2 separate regions of the Homo sapiens genome follow, and region 1 is linked to region 2. The links are chromatin loops, found by intact Hi-C in ENCODE. Cell type or tissue: heart right ventricle. All regions are shown on one strand.

Region 1 (2,500 bases), 710 kb before region 2:
ATTAGTAGATGACAGAATTCAATATATGGACATGATTTTTATATAATGTTGTTATATAAATATAATGTTGATGTATACATAACATATCTATAATTTGTTATATGTCAGCATTATATATAATATATATTTTCATTATATCTAATGTTATATATAAAACTTTATATATAATGTTATGTGTGTGTGTGTGTATTCCTACATACTCATGACCTTTATATAGGAAAGAGTCCTGAAATCCTCCTTTAAGGTAATTGCTTGGTAAACTGTATACACAATTCAATCACAGCCATGCTACTGAATTGTTTTGCAGATAACAGACCTAATTTTCAGAATTACCTCTTGGTCCAGCCAGATCAGAGAGAACAAAGCAACACATAATTTCTGGATTCCTAACAAAGTCATCTAGCAGGCCTAAAAGAACTCCAGTATCATTCCCAATCTATCTAGTCAGTGTGTGAGACACAAGGTAGGAAAGGAAAAAGGGGGAAAAGGGAGACTCCCAAAGGATCCCTTCCACAATTAATTATGCAAATCACAAGTAAATTAGACACTAAAATTTTAAGATTGATTGAAAGGCTTGCTCAAATTGCTTTAACTGTGATTCATAAACCAATCACACAAATTCATCTGTTAGGTTGTATAAAAAAATTAGAAAGATGTAGAATGGAATAAGATTACCTTAATTTAAATGTAAAAGACATGGTTGCTGAAGTATGAGTCTCTTATACCATAAGCACTAGCCCATCAGATGTTAACAAAATCTGATATGCAACAGTTTTACATATCCCCTTGTGGGAGAAAGATCAACTTGTGATCTGCTTTATAAATCAGCTACAGTGTTAGAGTTAGGCTACTGTAGCTAAATGGCTTTTAGATATGCTTCCTGTTTTAAGCTACCATATTTACAAATGAAAGCTTTTTCAAACCATGGCTTTTAATATAATTTGCATATTTAGTAATACATTGATTAAAATTAAACACGGATTATTGCAATTTATTTCAGAAACAGATGGGATGCATTAAATGAAAAGCCAGAGTTTTTAAATAGAACAGACTCGCTGGCTGACTACTGATGAATGATGAATATAAAAACTTTGTAAATTGGCAAAAAGAAAAAAAAAGTCCTTTGCGCCGATTTCTTTTCAAGGTTTTCCTGACTAGTGATTCCAGGAAATTAGTAATCAAGTTAATTTAAAATGAATAATTTATATCAAAGGTATGCATCAGCTTAATGAAAGCAGATTTCTCAGAATTAAAAATGCTTCCACAAACTTTGAATCTTCCTTGTCTACAGGGTATGTGTTCTCAGGTTTTCCTAATTATGGATTTGATAGGGTTCACCAGCAGATGGCATTCTTCCATTACATACATTCCTGCTGGATTGCTTTGCATTTACAGTTTCATGAAACTTCTTCACCAGCTAGTGTAAATTAACCATGAATTCACTCAACGGTAGAGATAGCTGGGTTGAAGCATTTGTTTCTGAAATGGCATATTCTTAAAATAGTCTTGGTTGCCCCAAACCTGATTAGATGTTGACAAGTATTTCATTTTTACATTGTTCTCTGTATCCATTGTTTTGTTGAATATCATTCACAAAAGCTAATTTTAGTAGGAATAATGTATAAGTGAATATTAGCCTCTTGTCAGTTATTTCATCAAAAGTAGATCTAAGCTTTTGCCTCATCCCCTCCTCCCATATCAGTGTGATATAATTCAATCAGATGACATTACTATGCTAGTTCAATTATGAAAATAATTTTTGCATATAAGTTTTTCATTTTGTGAAGCACAGGAATTTTCCAAGTTAATTTAGCAAAATCCAGTTTACTTTGCTTGGCTATCCAACACTTCTTATTAACCTAGATAATTAATTCTCAGAATCTCACAAAATTCATGAAGTAGAGAGTTCATTATTTAGTTTTGATACTTTTTTTTCCTTGCTTTTTTTAAGTGGGAAGTAAAAAGGGAATTGCATCTACAACATTTAAATAATGTTTCTATTATTAGAAATCTTCATTGGACAATACAGAAATCTTATTAATATATAGGCTCAAATTCAGCAACTTCAACTTGAATGGGATTGCTGAAAGTGAACTTGAAATAAAGTCAGACTAAGACCAAATATTTCCTATTTAATATAGATGCTAATTATAAATTCTCAGAATAAGCTAAACTGGGCAGTTTACAACACAAATTGTTCACTTCATAGTGAATCAATGACATACTTTTCAAAGCAAGAAATCAAATGAAAACTATTTTTATATAATGTTTCTGATGATTTTATATCTTAAAAACACATGTGTTTTCTTTTGAAACAAAAAAAGATTCTTTCATCAAAATCCTGATTGCAGTAACAATATGCTATAGAGGTTTTATTTTGTTATATTTTGTTTATAAATGTAAAATATTTCCAAAAATTACCTCCAGCTTTTTCAAAGTTTGATTAAATACTCAAAAGTACTTAAAAGGTCAGTTCCCAGTTTCACTGCTATGGATTACT
Region 2 (2,500 bases):
AAAAAAATAAGTAAAAGCTAAGCACATTTTTTTCAAAAGGAATAAATGCAATGAAATTTATTATGAAAAAAATGAGCCTTACTTTCCAAACAGCTCATAAAATTAAATGCAATGGTGACCAGTAGAGAAGACAAAATACAATTAAATAATTAAAACACCTACTTCTTCCTAATTAAAAATACAGCTTGAAAATATTTAAACAGTAGAGGTAGTAATAAATAAAAACTGTCTCTGAGAACATACAACTACTACACATACTATAAATGTTCACCTTAAGGAATTTAGGATCCCTGCATAAAACTTTTCAGGCTCTTTCAGATTTCACAGGTAACAGAAAAGGGAGAGAAATTAATGGAACTATATATGTAACTGTATTTTGTTCTTCTACTTTTTGCTGTATTTTCCTATTTACTTAATGACTATGTATACTTTTATAATGAAAAACCTAAACCCTAAAAGAAACCTTAAAAAAATCTTACTGAAGTTAGGTAAGAAAAAAAAAGAATTCGATAGGAACTAAATAGAAAGGAAATGTGGTCACACATACACACATGCCAAAAAAGAAAACAATTTTCTCCTGCTTGTTCCCCTTTTCTGTTCCCCAAAGTGTCCCATTATTCTCCTCTACCAGTTTTATCTGGAGAGAGAAGTGAGCAATGAAGAGGAATGAAGTGTCAATTTTTAGAACAGCCCAACCTCTAATTCCAGGCATAGTCTTACTCGTAAACTAATGGAAACTTGGTTTGCTCATCTAAAGCCCAAATTCCCAGAGTGCCCAGAACAAGCACCTGCTCTCTGAAACTAAAAACAAGAAAACAGAATCTCAATATTAAAGATAAAGGTTTTGCTCTTCATGGTTAACAGAAAAGCTAGTCTTCAACAACAAATACTGCATTAATATAGGAAGAGAAACTAATAATTCTGAGGTTCAGGGAAGAGACAAGAAAAATCCTAGGCACTGTTTCAACCTGATGTAATATGCAGCTTCTCACGTATGTCATAAGGATCTATTTAAAATTCTGATATAAATTACATGTTTCTTCCCAAATTCTTCTTTGCCTGTCACCAAAACAGTAAAGATTTAGGAAAGTTAATACCATAACACCTACTTTACCCTCAAAATACATTAACTTTTATTAAGTTCTTTTAGGTCTACCTTCTTCATTACGTAGATTCAAATATGATCAGTTAACATGTATTACTGCATAAATCTTAGATACTATTTTGTTAAATATCAATATTTGAGTCAAAATAATGCTGAATTAGCAATATTTTCCTCAACTCTTTGCTGAAAACAATAGTTGTTTCAAATATATTCATTTTTAATTTACCTGTGTCTTCATTTACCTAGTTACCTGTAGCTTTCTAGCTTTGAGTATTAGGATACCAACTTTATTTTTACATAAGTGACATCTTGTGGTGTTAAATGGTATAACTTTTCCTTTCATGTTCAAAATAGGCCAGTTTTAAGTTTCAAAGGACAGAGAAGAATATATAACTGAACATTTAAGGCAAATCTTACTATTACCAGGAAAGTCATTCTTATTTTAGCCCCAGAATGAACTAGTAACTATAACTGAAAAATAAAGTTTACCAGTTATATATAAGAACTAGGGATGTGTTAGGGCTATTATGTAGTGTAAATTACCTCTCTTTTTAATCAATCTATAATCCATAACTCATTAAAACCTTCTACTCCTTCTAAAGACAACATAAATTAAGGGGAAAATTAAGACTATGTAGTACTGTACACTATATCAGTGCTACTTAAAGTATGATCTGAGAAAGTCTGGTCCAAGAATCATGACTAATTCACAAATTTTTGTTACCAACCCATGAGGAGATAGGTACCAAAATTCAGAATAAGCACATTGAGAACCGTGACGGAACAATTTGACAATGTAATTTTATGTTTATTGAGTCTAATTTAAAAAGTGGGGCTTGTATTTTATTTTGTGTGCCTTTTTCATTTTATTTTTCTTTAATTTTATTATGTTTTTGTTTGTTTGTTCTTTCTTTTGAGACAGAGTCTCACTCTGTCACCCAGGCTGGAATGCAGTAGTGTGATCTCCGCTCACGCAACCTCCGCCTCCTGGATTCAAGTGATTCTCCTGCCTCAGCCTCCTGAGTAGCTGGGATTACAGGAGTGCATCACCACACCCAGCTAATTTTGTATTTTAAGTAGAGATGGGGTTTCATCATGTTGGCCAGGCTGGTCTCGAACTCCTGACCTCAGGTGATCCACCAACCTCGGCCTCCCAAAGTGCTATGATTACAGAAATGAGCCACCACGCCTGGCCCATTTTATTTTTCTAGTAATTTATTTTTTATTGTATTTTGTAGAAGTATCCATCAATATTGGACTGGAAATTTTAAAAAGAAAAAAGAAAGGACTTTTACCATTTGAGAGCCCCACACTACAAAGTTACCTTCTTTTTCCTCAAAATTATGGTACACCAAAATTTATATACCATAGAAAGCAACACCTAAAACTTACATC

Evidence for each region. Hi-C counts contacts between places; a loop is a spot of excess contacts. Peaks named below come from ENCODE experiments on the same cell type or tissue, not always from the same donor. Only the 100,000 strongest peaks of a DNase experiment are listed, where the experiment ranks them.
Region 1: it touches region 2 in a loop (11-fold over the local background); 22 of 110 quality-filtered maps call a loop at or near these places.

The regions. Positions count from the first base shown.
Region 1 is chr5:77,559,517-77,562,016 of GRCh38, forward strand. It overlaps a transcript of WDR41 not described here. Among named protein-coding and RNA genes, the nearest start is that of WDR41, 68 kb to the left of the region's middle. In heart right ventricle, a CTCF peak has its summit at 1,339 (motif pointing right); no DNase peak of the experiment used is centred here.
Region 2 is chr5:78,267,912-78,270,411 of GRCh38, forward strand. The region is part of intron 1 of AP3B1 (adaptor related protein complex 3 subunit beta 1); the gene reads right to left. Among named protein-coding and RNA genes, the nearest start is that of AP3B1, 26 kb to the right of the region's middle. In heart right ventricle, CTCF peaks have their summits at 1,413 (motif pointing left) and 1,425 (motif pointing left); no DNase peak of the experiment used is centred here; H3K27ac peaks cover 912 bases.